Regions from separate parts of the Homo sapiens genome. Here region 2 is linked to region 1. Evidence: chromatin contacts called from ENCODE Hi-C or POLR2A ChIA-PET data. All regions are on one chromosome and are shown on one strand. Each heading gives the region's core, a stretch centred on a gene start or an enhancer-like site at or near the end of the contact. The rest is flanking DNA. Distances are from core to core; before and after follow the strand shown.

Evidence for each region. Hi-C counts contacts between places; a loop is a spot of excess contacts on that map. ChIA-PET counts read pairs that join two places held with the same protein, here RNA polymerase II (POLR2A).
Region 2: a loop to region 1 is called in a map with no recorded cell type, with 2.3 times the contacts of the local background. The contact joins the promoter of GNAL here to the promoter of SLC35G4 in region 1. A Hi-C loop is called at or near these places in 1 of 37 single-sample maps with no recorded cell type. POLR2A ChIA-PET finds 5 or more read pairs at or near these places in 2 of 52 experiments (PC-9 and activated CD4-positive, alpha-beta T cell).

What each region holds. Positions count from the first base shown.
Region 1 is chr18:11,604,952-11,612,490 of GRCh38, forward strand. It overlaps SLC35G4 (solute carrier family 35 member G4), which reads left to right and starts at 4,645. Exons shown (of 1, transcript NM_001282300.2): 1 at 4,645-5,661. The coding sequence starts at 4,645. The coding sequence ends at 5,661.
Region 2 is chr18:11,685,063-11,692,601 of GRCh38, forward strand. GNAL (G protein subunit alpha L) reads left to right here and starts at 4,202. Exons shown (of 12, transcript NM_182978.4): 1 at 4,202-4,877. The coding sequence starts at 4,502. RefSeq lists a silencer at 4,005-4,154 and an enhancer at 4,093-4,593.

The sequences.
Region 1 (7,539 bases), core at 3,395-5,894:
CACAAAAAGATAGCAAGAAAACCCCAAAATACTTGGAGATTAAACAATACACTTCTAAAGAACACTTCTGGGTCAAAGAAGAAGTCTCAAGAAATGTTAAAATATTTTCAACTAACTGGAAATGAAAATATAACTTATGAAAAGTTGTGGGCTGCTTTGAAGCAGTGCTTAGAGGAAAATGTATAGCACTGAATGTATGTATGAGAAAATAAGAAATATCTAAAAATCAATAATCTAAGCTTTCACACTAGGAAATTTTTAAGTGTAAATTATGTTCAAAGTAAGCAAAAGAAAACAAATAATAAAAATTAGAACAAGAATCAATGGAATGAAAAACTGTAAGGCAATAGAAAAAAATCAACAATATAAGCTGGGCTCCTTGAAAAAAATCATTCGAATGGATAATCATCTAGCCAGGAAAGAAAAGAGAGAGAAGAGGCAGCATGGTGGCTCATACCTGTAATCCCAGTACTTTAGGAGGCCAAGACAAAAGAATCCCTTGAGGCCAGGAGTTCAAGACCATCCTGGGCAATATAGCAAGACCCCCATCTCTATGAATAGTAAAAAATATAGAAATTAGCCAGGCGTGGTGGCATGTGCCTGTAGTCCTAGTTACGTGGGAGTCTGAGGCAGGCAGATCTCTTGATTTCAGGAGTTTGAGGCTGCAGTGAGCTATGATCATGCTATTGCACTGCAGTCTGGGTGACAGAATGAAATCCAGTCTCCAAAAAAAAAAAAAGAGAAGACTTCAATTTCTAATATCAGAAATGAAAGAAGGGGCATCATTACTAATCCTATGGACATAACAATAATAATAAAGGAATGTAATGAACAACTCTATGCCCCCAAATCTGATAACCTAGATGAAGCAGACCAATTCCTTGAAAGACATAATCTAGCAAAATTCACACTAAAAGCTTAATGTTACTAAGCTATACTCATAATTTAATATTATTAAACTATTGGTTTATAATAGTTAATAATCTGAATAGGCCTATATCTACTAAGAAAACTGAATCAATAATTAATAACCTTCCAAAGCAGAAAGCTCCAAGCCCACTGGTGAATACTTTCAAACATTTAAGAAATTATACCAATTCTCAACAATCCGTTTCAGAAAATAGAAACAGAGGGAATATTTCCTAACTCATTCTATGAGGCCAGCATTACCTAATACCATAACCAGCCAAAGACATTATAAGAAAGGAAATCTAGAGACAAATTTGATAGATTATGAAAAGAGATGCAAAAGTCCCCAACAAAATATTAGCAGTACAACCAATGGGCATTATGAACCGACGAGCCGTAGGCAGGAAACAGCTGACCACCAAACACTTATGGGAGGGAGGAGAAGATGGCATCCTACGAATAAAAGACCAGAGAAAGTAACAAGGTGCAGAAAACAGCTGAGAAGGGAAAAACTCTTCTGTGTACAAGCAAAAAATCCTTAGAAACATCTCCCACCCATTCAAGAAAGCATAAGAGAGAAAAGAGCAAAAATAATTGTCTGTTAGCACATACTGAGTAGGAAACAGAATTGGGAACAAAAGACCATGGAGGGCTTCCCCAGTGGAATTAGTACCACCCTGTGCATGATGCATCCCAGAGACCTAGAACCTGTCTGCTGCATCTCCAGAGGCAGCTGTGGAGAATGGTCAATCAAACTACCCCAACAGAGTACCCCAACGGCAATGACAATAAATTAAATGAGTTGTAAAAAGAAAACAAAATGGTAAAGATAATTATACACCACAACCAAATGGGATTTGTTCCACTGAGAATGTGAAAATGTCCCAGAAAGAACTAATGAAAAATGACCCATGCAAAAAGCACATAATCAGAATTTCAGATTCTTTGGCCAAATACATTCTGAAAATAGTCTCAAGGGGAAAAGTGATCAGGAATAAGGATTTACCCAACTTCTAAGCAGAAACACAAGAACTTAGAAAACAATGCTGCAATTCAAAATTCTGCGGAAAATTTCTTACCAATTTACAATTTTATAGCTCTCTAAACTATCAATCCTAGTAAAGGAAGAGGGTCTTTTCACACATGCAAGGTTTCAAATGTTTTACCTGTTATGCACAAGTGATCATGGATCCACGGGAGAGGGTTTGCTTCACAGCACTGAGAAAGGACGCCGAGAGTGGGAGTCAGTAAACGGAATTCCACACAAAAGAAATCTGATAGAAATTCCCAGAATAATAATGAAGATATCTAGTAACCAAACGTATAAAGTAATTTTAAATATGCAGTCTCTTTATAAGAAAATTTAAAAGCTTTACTGAAAAACATTAAAGAAGAGCTAAATATATGAGGTGATAGATCTTGTCGTTAGACAGGCTCAAGGTCAAAAAATAATTCTTCCAAAATTAATTCATAGATTTAGTCTAAGTCCAGCTCAGACTTCAGTGGTGATAAAGTTTATAAGCTGGTTATAAAATTTATTTTGAAATACAAATTGGCAAACATGTCAAAGACATTCCAGAAGAGAGCAATATGAGCCAGGTAGGAGTACGCAGAGCCTGCTGGCATGGAGGTTTACTTTAAAGCTGTGCTGATTTAAGGCTCTGGGGGTAGAAAGCGGGAAAGCAGCAAGCAGACGATCCTAGGGTTCCCACAGAACCAGTCAGAGTTCACATTTCCCCTAGCTGGAGTGGAATAAACCTAATCCAGAAAGGGTATCACCTCACCAGGGGGCAAAATAACCCATAAAGTAAGGTCATTTCAGTCTCAAAGGATCAAACCGTTTCCAGGTAATTTTTTTACATTCACAACAACTAGTGTTTATTGAGAATGGGTAACTTGCATTACAAATATTACCTAATTTAATGCTCTTTACAACCCTATAACTTAGGTATGTTATTGTCTCTATTTTGGCAAATGAGGAAATGGAGGCACAGAGAAGTTAATAACTTGCTCTAGGTCACACACAATTCAGACATAGTAGTGCCAGAATGCATAAGGAACCTTCCTTTTAAGATTAATGTAAGGCTCAGAGATAGCCCTCAAAAAGTTTCTGGCCACGTGGGAACTTTTATTACTGCAGTGAAAGCAGCCCTTGTGCTAATTGGCACAAGATTACTAATTGGCATTGGTCACTTTCTGTGATCAGAGCCAGCAGCCCTGCTCACTGTTAGAGAGTTAAGTCAAACCGCTGACTCATGGTTATTTTACTCTTCCATGGTTCAGAGGAAACAGAGGCCAGTCTGCTTTCTTCTATTAGCATTTCCTATATAAAGTCTTCTATTAGCATTTCCTATATAAAATAAACCTCATAAATCTCTACAAGGGGTTACATTCTCCATTACTCAGCTCCTGCATTTCTTTTTTTTTTTTTTTCCCTATAGGTTACTGGGGAACAGGTGGTGTCTGTAACAAGAGCAAGTTCTTTAGCGGTGATTTGTGAGATTTTGGTGCACTGATCACCCAAGCAGTACACACTGTACTCAATTTGTATTCTTTTATCCCTCTCCCCTTCCTACCTTTTCCCCCTGGGTCTCCAAAGTCCATTGTGTCATTCTTATGCCTTTGCATCCTCATAGCTTAGCTCCCACTTATGAGTGAGAACATACAATGTTTGGTTTTCCATTCCTGAGTTACTTCACTTAGAATAATAGTCTCCAATCTCATCCAGATTTCCCAGTAATTTGACTGCATCACAGAACAAGTCTCAGAAACATTTAAAAGAATATAGAGCAGTAAATCTAGCACCCAACAACATGAAAATGACAATGTTTGTAATGGGATCAAAAATTAAGGACCTCCCCCGCCTGGCCAGCCACCCCATCCGGGAGGGAGGTGGGGGGTCAGCCCCCGCCCGGCCGGCTGCCCCGTCCGGGAGGGAGGTGGGGGGTGCCTCCGCCCAGCCGCCGCCCCGTCCGGGAGGTGCGGGGTGCCTCTGCCCGGCCGCCCCTTCTGGGAAGTGAGGAGCCCCTCTGCCCGGCTGCCACCCCGTCTGGGAGGTGTACCCAACAGCTCATTGAGAACGGGCCATGATGATGATGGCGGTTTTGTCCAATAGAAAAGGGGGAAATGTGGGGAAAAGAAAGAGAGATCAGATTGTACTGTGTCTGTGTAGAAAGAAGTAGACATGGGAGACTCCATTTTGTTCTGTACTAAGAAAAATTCTTCTGCCTTGGGATGCTGTTGATCTATGACCTTACCCCCAACCCTGTGCTCTCTGAAACATGTGCTGTGTCCACTAAGGGTTAAATGGATTAAGGGCGGTGCAAGATGTGCTTTGTTAAACAGATGCTTGAAGGCAGCATGCTCGTTAAGAGTCATCACCACTCCCTAATCTCAAGTACCCAGGGACACAAACACTGCGGAAGGCCGCAGGGTCCTCTGCCTAGGAAAACCAGAGACCTTTGTTCACTTGTTTATCTGCTGACCTTCCCTCCACTATTGTCCTATGACCCTGCCAAATCCCCCTCTCCGAGAAACACCCAAGAATGATCAACAAAAAAAAAAAGAAAGAAAGAAAAGAAGCAGAGTTGGACTCAGCGGGAAAATAGGCGTGCTACCACCTCAGGATAGTTCCAGGGAAGAACCCCACCCCAACTCCAATGAGGTCACAGTGGCTGGAGCTCTGAGGGGCCCAGGCTCCCTGAGCCAGGAGGAGAGGAGAAAGTCCAAGGAAAGATGGCTGGCAGTCACCCCTACTTCAACCTGCCTGACTCCACACACCCATCGCCGCCCTCCACTCCACCCAGCCTCCACTGGCACCAGCGCTGCCAGCCCTCTGATGCCACCAATGGCCTGCTGGTGGCCCTGCTGGGTGGGGGCCTGCCTGCTGGCTTCGTGGGCCCCCTTTCTCGTATGGCTTACCAGGCTTCCAACCTGCCCTCGCTGGAGCTGGTCATCTGTCGATGCCTCTTCCACCTCCCTATTGCCCTGCTACTTAAACTGCGTGGCGACCCCCTTCTGGGACCTCCTGACATCCGAGGCCGCACCTGCTTCTGTGCCCTGCTCAACGTCCTCAACATTGGATGTGCCTATAGTGCGGTTCAGGTGGTGCCCACTGGCAATGCTGCCACTGTTCGCAAACATTCTTCCACCGTCTGCTCCGCCATCCTCACCCTCTGCCTTGAGAGCCAGGTTCTCAGTGGCTACGACTGGTGTGGACTGTTGGGCAGCATCCTAGGACTAATAATCATTGTGGGACCTGGACTCTGGACACTACAGGAGGGGACCACGGGTGTCTACACCGGCCTGGGCTATGTGCAGGCTTTCCTGGGAGGACTGGCGCTGTCCCTGGGGCTTCTCGTCTATCGTTCTCTGCACTTTCCCTCCTGCCTCCCAACAGTGGCCTTCCTATCTGGCTTGGTGGGGCTGCTGGGCTCTGTGCCAGGCCTCTTTGTGCTGCAGTCCCCCGTGTTGCCCAGTGACCTCCTGAGTTGGAGTTGTGTGGGGGCAGTGGGGATCCTCACCTTGGTCTCCTTCACATGTGTGGGCTATGCGGTCACCAAGGCCCACCCTGCCCTGGTGTGTGCTGTCCTGCATTCCGAGGTGGTGATGGCCCTTATACTGCAGTATTTTATGCTCCATGAGACTGTGGCACCTTCTGACATCATGGGGGCAGGGGTTGTGCTGGGCAGCATTGCCATCATTACAGCCCGGAACCTCATCTGTGAGAGGACAGGGAAGGTGGAGGAGTGAGATAGAACTTGGGAGCCTGGGGGTTGGGAGGGACAGGGATAAATAAAGGCAAAGACTGAAGACAAAAAAAAAAAAAAAAATTAAGGACCTAACCATTCAGAGGAAAAAAATGACCCGTCATGAAAATAAAAATCAATCAACAGAAGCAGACATAGAAATGATGTATTAGTGACTAGAAAAGGAGATTAAAACAGTTAGTATAAATATGCACCACATGTTCAAAATAGTAAAGCATCCACAAAATTAGAAATATAAGAGATATAAAAATGACTCAACTCAAATTTCTAGAGATGAAAAAGACAATGTCTAACATTAAAATACACTGGATAGCAAATAACAACTTGGATGAATCTCCAGGGAATTATGCTTGTGGGGAGAAACAGTCCCAAAACATTACAGTATAATTCTATTGACAAAACATTTTGAAATGGCAAAATTTCAGGAATGGAGAACAGATCAGTGGTTGTCAGGACTTAGAGATGAAAGAGGTGGTAGAGGGGCAAGAGAGAGGTGGCTGCAATTATAAGAGGACAGTACAAAGGGGACTTGTAGTGTTAGAACTGTTCAGTATTACAACTATGGTGGTGAATACATGAACCTGCACAGGTGATCAAATTGTATGCAACGTAATAGACACAGATAGAGACACCTACACACAGGGTGCAAGTAACACCAGGAATCTCTGGATAACATTGGTACATTGTATCAATGTCAGTATCCTGGTTGTGATATTACAGTCAACCCCCTGTAGCCTGAGGTTCTGCATCTACTGATTCAAACAACTACAGATGGAAAATATGTGAAGAATAAAGCAATAAAAAATAATATAATCAAAAACCAATACAGCATAACAGCTGCCATACATAGCCTTGACATTACATTAGGTATTAAAAGTAATCTAGAGATGATTTAAAGTATACAGGAGGATGTGGGTAGGTTATATGCAAATACTATGCCATTTTATATCAGGGACTTGAGCATCCATGGATTTTGGTATCTGCGAGGGTCCTGGAACTAATCCTGCTTGGATACTGAGGGATGTCCCTATAGTACAACTTAGCAAAATGTTACCATTGATGAAAACTGGGCAAAGCATACAAATGATCTGTATTATCTCTAACAATAACATATAAATCTAGGGCCGGGCGTGGTGGCTCACACCTGTAATCCCAGCACTTTGGGAGGCCGAGGCGGGCAGATCATGAGATCAGGAGATTGAGACCCCCATCCTTGCTGACATGGTGAAACCCTGTCTCTACTAAAAATACAAAAAATTAGGCAGGTGTGGTGGTGGGCGCCTGTAGTCCCAGCTACTCCGGAGGCTGAGGCAGGAGAATGGTGTGAACCCGGGAGGCGGAGCTTGCAGTGAGCAGAGTTTGCGCCACTGCACTCCAGCCTGGGCGCCAGAGTGAGACCGTGTCTTAAAAAAAAAAAAAAAAAAGAACAAAGTACCAGTTAACTGTAGGTCTACATCAAGCCATCTAGTAAACATACCATTTAATTCACAAAAAAAAAGTGGAGCTCTCTGACGGGACATAAAAAATACGTTAGCAAGTAATGGCCAAAAATTTTCTAAATTTCATGAAAACTATTAACCCAGAGATCTAAGAAGCTCAATGATGTCTCACACCCCTATGGGTCTTTTCAATGAAAACACAATGCCATATTGGCATGAAGGTAAATCTATAGATCAATGAAATGTAAAAAAGACTCTGGAAATAGAAAATTGGAGGCAAAGTAATGTGGAAAAGAATAATCTTTCCAACCAATGCTGGATTGATAGAAAAGCTGTATGCAAAAATAAATGAATAACTCTCAACCCTTACACTTCACACCATACACAAAAATTAACTTAGAATGGATAAAGGATCTAAAGGT
Region 2 (7,539 bases), core at 2,952-5,451, 80 kb after region 1:
CACAATCTACTTACAGTTAATATACTATTTAACACAAAATATTGGGATTTTGTGAGCATATAATTCCTTTACCCCCATCTTTTGCAATGCTTTCATATATTTCGCATATATTTCATCTATATACATCATAAGCCCACAATACTAATATTTTTTCTTGAAGAGAAATATGATTTTTTAAGTTTAAAAGGAAAGAATATGGCTAGGTGCGGTGGCTCAGGCCTGTAATCCCAGCACTTTGGGAGGCCGAGGCGGGTGGATCACAAGCTCAGGAGATCGAGACCATCCTGGCTAACATGGTGAAACCCGTCTCTACTAAAAAATACAAAAAATTAGCCGGGCGTGGTGGCGGGCGCCTGTAGTCCCAGCTACTCGGTAGGCTGAGGCAGGAGAATGGCGTGAACCCGGGAGGCGGAGCTTGCAGTGAGCCAAGATCTCACCACTGCACTCCAGCCTGGATGACAGAGCGAGATTCCGTCTCAAAAAAAAAAAAAAAAAAAAAGGAAAGAATACATATAGTTTTTATATTTACCCACATATTTACCATTTCTGCTGATCTTTATTTTTCCCCTAATCTGATACCATCTTTTGACATATATCCCCTAAAGAGCTCCATTTATCATTTTTCATAGTGTGGGTCAACTGAAGACAAATTCTCTCAGATTTTTATCTTATTTTTTACCTTTATTATTGAAATATAACTTTGCAGCATGTAAAATTCTAGGTTAATCGTTGTTTTTCAGCAGTTCAACTGTGTCGTTCTAGTGCCTTTTGGCCTTTATTGTTTCCAGTAAAAAGCTAACATTATTCATATGTTGTTTATCACACATAATGTCTCTTTTTTCTTCAGCTGCTTTTATAATTTTCTCTTCATATTTGGAGTTCAGCAATGTTACTATATGTACATAGGTCTGATTTTCTATGTATTGGTCCTGCCTGTGGTTCATTGGGTTTCTTGGATTTATAAATTGTCTTTTACCAAGTATCAGAAATTTGAAGCCACTATTTCTTCCAAAATTTTCTTTTTCCTCACTTCCTAAGACTCTGCACTTATATTAGACGAGATTATATTGACCAACAGGTCTCTGAAGATCTGTATGTTTTTCTTCCACTGCTTTTCTTCCATCTTTTTTCAGATAGGATCATTTCTATTGATCTATTTTGTAGTTCCTCAATTTATTCTGTCTTCAGTCTGCTGTTAGGCACCTCCAGTGAATTTTTCCTTCAGTTATAGTAATTTTCAATTTCAGTATTTCCATTTATTTCTTGTTATGCTTCAATTTCTTGCTGAGATTCTCCATTTGCTCATTTATTATGTGTATCTCTTCTTTTAAATATGTGAACATATTTATAATAGCTGCTTTAAAATCCTTGTCTGCTGATTGTTACGGTTGAGTCATCTAGGCATCAATTTACATCAAATTTTGTGGGTCATATTTTCCTGTTTCTGTGCATGTCTAGTGTGCTTTTTGTTTGACACTGGACATTATGAATGATATGTTGTAGAGACTTGGAGTTCTGTTTTATTTCTCTAATGAATGATTTTTGTTTTCTTATTATAAAAAGTTCACTTGGCTTGACTCAGACTCCAAACTCTGTCTCCCCTAAAGTGAGAAGCACCTGAAATCTTTGTTCTTTTAGCTTTTCTAGTATTTTGTCAGGCCACTGAGGTCTCCCCCATCCATTGTTGTTCAGTGATCTGCCAAAGATTTGAGTAGATTTGATATACAAATGTGAGGGGGTCACACCTCTGAAGTTTCTTTCCTTCTAGGATTTCACTGCTAATGGTCTGGTTTTTCTCCCAGCTCCAAATTGTATTCTGTGACATTTCAAGTCAGAAAGTACAGCCAGCTTCATGGGCCTGTGACCTGCAAATTCATACAAGGGCCACACACATGGTTTAATGTTCTGCTATCACTGTCTTGAAATTATTATTCAATGAGGGGCCACATTTTAACTGACGTACTTAAGTATAAAAATCCACTCTAGGCCTGGTGTGGTGGCTCACGCCTATAATCCCAACACTTTGGGAGGCCAAGGTGGGAGGATCCCTTGAGCCTAGGCGTTTCAGATCAGCCTAGACAACATAGTGAAAACTCGTCTTTACTCAAAATAAAAATTAAAAAAATTAGCCAGGCCTGATGGTGCACACCTGTAATCCTGGCTATTCTGGAAGCTGAGGCAGGAGGATTACTTGAGCCCAGGAGTTCTATATTGCAGTGAGCTATGATCATGCCACTGCATTCCAGCCTGGGTGACAGAGAGAGATCCTGTCTTAAAAAAAAAAATCCATAAAATATTTGTTTTCATTTTCAGCTGACTTTAGTATACAAAATATTATCCTTCTTGTATGATATTGATAAAGTTTAGCTAATAAGTTATAATAGAAAAGCAATTGCTGTAAGTCTCTTGGGTCTCAGTTTCTTCAAAAGCCTTTCCTGCCTCACACACTACTCTTCCCCATCTCGATTTAAACAGGACCTTCCTTTATACTCTGAGAATCCTGTTTTTTCCCTTCATGGCATTAGCGTAATTTACAATTAATATATTTACCTGTGTTTTTATGATTGAGTATATTTCTACCTCATTAGTCTATAAATTCCATGAGGACCCCTGTCTTTGCCTCACCCAGCACCAACAAGAATGCCTAGGGTACTGTAGGCACTTAATTAAATGGATGAATGGATAAATGGATAGATGGATGAGTGAATGAATAGCGAAAATGACAGTGATATTTAGTAACTTTTTCTATTTTCCCAAGTTAGATTTTCTATAGTCCTCCTTTCTTTTGCTCAAATATCTAAAAGTATGCCATAATTTTAGCAAAATTTGGGGAACAATGTTAGGTCAAAAGTAGTACATGTATGCACATTTGTTATCAGTAGGACCCCCAAAAGAAATGTGAATGCCGGATCTCCAACTTCTTGATTTAAAAATGTAATCCAGGCCCGGCGCGCTGGCTCACGCCTGTAATCCCAGCACTTTGGGAGGCAAGGTGGGTGGATCCCTCGAGGTCAGGAGTTCGAGACCAGCAGCCTGGCCAACATGGTGAAACCGTCTCTACTAAAAATTCAAAAAAAAAAAGAAAAAAAGAAAAATTAGCTGGGAGTGGTGGTGGGTGCCTGCAGTCCCAGCTACTCGGGAGGCTGAGGCAGTAGAACCACTGGAACCGGGGAGGCGGAGGTTGCAGTGAGCCGTGATTGCACCACTGCACTCTAGCCTGGGCAACAGAGCCAGACTGTTTCAAAAAGAAAAAATGTAATCCAATGTAGTATTTACATCTAGTGCCAACGGGTACAGTGCACACTGTGCTGCATGCTGTGTTTCATTAAGCAGCCTAATCTGGTGTGTTAATGAGAGATGTATTTAACTATCAGCTATAATATTCCATGTCATTTTCCAAGGAACACATCTTACAGCAGGTTTTTCACAAGCTATATTGAAATGTTCACCTGTTGCAGAAGCTCTATAAGATGCTATGCATTCAGCGGGAAATAACCGAAGACATAGCACCTCTGGCAGGCTTGTTTCTCAGCGTCATGGAGAGAGCGCACCCAGTCTGAAGGCGCATCTGCTCCTCTCTGCCCTATATTGTGGATTAAGAAAATACAGTGTATAATCTCATATTCTCATTTCAGCAAATATAAATAGTACATGGCAATTATATGTGCTCGGTTTTCATTTTTAAGGGTGGAGATTGTTGAAAATGGTGTCGTGGACCAGACTCCAGAATTGGAGATTTTGTAGAGATCAAAGGTATAGTACTATTAAAGTAGGGATAAAGAGTGTGCAGACGTGGGTGTAAGATAATGAACAGAAAAGGGAGTGGCAAGGTGCAGAGATCTCTGCAAGAAATGGATTGGGGAAATTGAAGGCTTTAAAGCCACGGTCTCTATTCCTACACCCAGCTTTCCGTCCTCGGTTACTATCGCCCAAGATCAAAGCCACCCTGGTTTTCTGATTGCCGCAACTGCGGCTCCAGGTGCTGAGTGCACAGCCACTGCGGCACTGTCCGCAGCTGCGCGCCGGGCTCAGACGGCATTATTTACGGTACAGAATACTCGCCCGCGCGACGGTATTTACGGTAACGGGGACCAGCCTGGGCGGCAGTATTTACGGTAACGAAAGCCAGCTGTATTTACGGTAGCGAGGGCTGGACCGGCGGCGGCATTTACGGTAACGGGGGCCGGGCTCGCGGAGGCCCGTCGGTTCGGTCCGCTCTGGGCGTTAGCAAGTGATCTCCAGCCAAGGCGGCCGCCACCCCTTGCACACAGCAGAAAATGCAAAATGACCCTCTGGGGCAGTGAGGGGCTGTGGCCCTCGGCCCCGGCCTGCCGCACCCCCTTCCCGCAGCTGGCGGCCGGCAGCGCCGAACAGGGTCCGGGTGCAGCCCCCTCCCGCCCCTCCGCTGAGGCGCCGGCCTGAACTGGGCGCGGGAACCAGGCCGCCCTCGGCGCCCAGCCTGCCCTAGTCCCGCGCGCCGCCCCCGCTGTGCCGCGCCCACATGGGTCTGTGCTACAGTCTGCGGCCGCTGCTTTTCGGGGGCCCAGGGGACGACCCCTGCGCGGCCTCGGAGCCGCCGGTGGAGGACGCGCAGCCCGCCCCGGCCCCGGCCCTGGCCCCAGTCCGGGCGGCCGCAAGGGACACGGCCCGGACCCTGCTCCCTCGGGGCGGCGAAGGGAGCCCGGCATGCGCTCGGCCCAAAGCAGACAAGCCGAAGGAGAAGCGGCAGCGCACCGAGCAGCTGAGTGCCGAGGAGCGCGAGGCGGCCAAGGAGCGCGAGGCGGTCAAGGAGGCGAGGAAAGTGAGCCGGGGCATCGACCGCATGCTGCGCGACCAGAAGCGCGACCTGCAGCAGACGCACCGGCTCCTGCTGCTCGGTAGGTCCCGGCCGCGAGGTCGGCTGACGCCCCGGGGACAGCGCGCCGGGCCCGCGGGGGCGGCGGGCACCGGGGAGCGGTGGCGGGCACCGGGGAGCGGCGGCGGGAGGGGCTCCTGAATCCCGGGACTGGACCCGGACGGGCGGCGGGCGCGGACGGGCTACAGAGCGTTTAAACTGTGGGTGGAATGGTTCCCCTGACCTAGCCGGGAGGACACTACGGGCTGATTCTGCCCCTCCCAGTGCCTTGAGCTTACTGCCGCTCGCTCTCTCTAATTAATGAGCCTCTCTGGGAAGTCTCCCCCTCGATTGATCACCTTCCACAGGGTCGAATCCCCGGGGATGTCTACCCTAGCCTCTCACTTCCTGCTACACGAGGAGGCTGGCAGTTTGTTTTAAGAACACAGATGAAAGGAGATTTATAAGGCCTTTTAGCTTGACCGCAAAGCTTTTATTCCAATCACAGTGTTGTGGGTGGGTGTGGCCTGCTGCCTTTTGAGAAAGAACTTGAGCTGCACTTGCATTTTTTTTTTATTATACTTTAAGTTTTAGGGTACATGTGCACAATGTGCAGGTTAGTTACATATGTATACATGTGCCATGCTGGTGTGCTGCACCCATTAACTCGTCATTTAGCATTAGGTATATCTCCTAAAGCTATCCCTCCCCCCTCCCCCCACCCCACAACAGTCCCCAGAGTGTGATGTTCCCCTTCCTGTGTCCATGTGTTCTCATTGTTCAATTCCCACCTATGAGTGAGAATATGCGGTGTTTGGTTTTTTGTTCTTCCGATAGTTTACTGAGAATGATGATTTCCAATTTCATCCATGTCCCTACAAAGGACATGAACTCATGATTTTTTATGGCTGCATAGTATTCCATGGTGTATATGTGCCACATTTTCTTAATCCAGTCTATCATTGTTGGACATTTGGGTTGGTTCCAAGTCTTTGCTAATGTGAATAGTGCTGCAATAAACGTACGTGTGCATGTGTCTTTATAGCAGCATGATTTATAGTCCTTTGGGTATATACCCAGTAATGGGATGGCTGGGTCAAATGGTATTTCTAGTTCTAGATCCCTGAGGAATCGCCACACTGACTTCCACAATGATTGAACTAGTTTACAGTCCCACCAACAGTGTAAAAGTGTTCCTATTTCTCCACATCCTCTCCAGCACCTGTTGTTTTCTGACTTTTTAATGATTGCCATTCTAACTGGTGTGAGATGGTATCTCATTGTGGTTTTGATTTGCATTTCTCTGATGGCCAGTGATGGTGAGCATTTTTTCATGTGTGTTTTGGCTGCATAAATGTCTTCTTTTGAGAAGTGTCTGTTCATGTCCTTTGCCCACTTTTTGATGGGGTTGTTTGTTTTTTTCTTGTAAATTTGTTTGAGTTCATTGTACATTCTGGATATTAGCCCTTTGTCAGATGAGTAGGTTGCGAAAATTTTCTCCCATTTTGTAGGTTGCCTGTTTACTCTGATGGTAGTTTCTTTTGCTGTGCAGAAGCTCTTTAGTTTAATTAGATCCCATTTGTCAATTTTGGCTTTTGTTGCCATTGCTTTTGGTGTTTTGGACATGAAGTCCTTGCCCATGCCTATGTCCTGAATGGTAATGCCTAGGTTTTCTTCTAGGGTTTTTATGGTTTTAGGTCTAACGTTTAAGTCTTTAATCCATCTTGAATTAATTTTTGTATAAGGTGTAAGGAAGGGATCCAGTTTCAGCTTTCTACATATGGCTAGCCAGTTTTCCCAGCATCATTTATTAAATAGGGAATCCTTTCCCCATTGCTTGTTTTTCTCAGGTTTCTCAAAGCACTTGCATTTTACTTTGGAAGCTCAACCCCAGCTCTGGGAGATTTGCTCCGCTTGAGAACCAGCTGCACGAAAGGGTGGCGGGCCGCAGTGTGCTCGCTGTGTAACTGCGTGCAGGAGGGTGGGTGCAGAATCCCAGCGTTTTCAAGGAACCAAATGCTTGCTCTCCTAGTAGTATTTTTCAGAGCTTAGCTATAGCAAATACGTGTGCTCCTACAACAATTAGAAAACATGGTTCTATGCACTCTACCGTAGAATGAAAAAAAAATCACGATTTCCTGATACTACTTGTTGCCTTTTAAATTTTAAGACAAAATAATAATAATTGGGCTTTTGATCGCAATTTTGTGAGGTGTAAGGAAGAATAGTTGTTCAGGTCTGTGCTCTCTGCTATGCATGGGAGAAGGAGCTATTCCATGACTTTAGCAAGATGCCCGCTTATAAATGAATGCAACTTTCATTTAAGATCTAGAATACAATAAATATTGAGTTTGAGAGGACTTGTCCACTGCAAGAATGAATAATTTAAAACAACATAAACCTAGCTGTTGTATCCTGTTGAAATATCTAATTTCTAAAGCAAAGGGAAATATTTTTGAAGAAACAACAACAACAACAAAAAACAGTAAACACTCAGGTTATCTCAACAGGGACGCGGGCTGAGCGGTAGCAGAGCTCTCCCCTCCAGTGCTCACCTCCAGAATATCGCAGAGCACACGTTTCCAGAGGTCTGAGGATACAGAAGTGTAACTTTAGAATTTCATACCTCGTTAAACCATTGTTGGTGTGTGAGGGTAAAATAAATCTTCGGATATGCAAGTACTCAAAGTATACCCTCATCCACA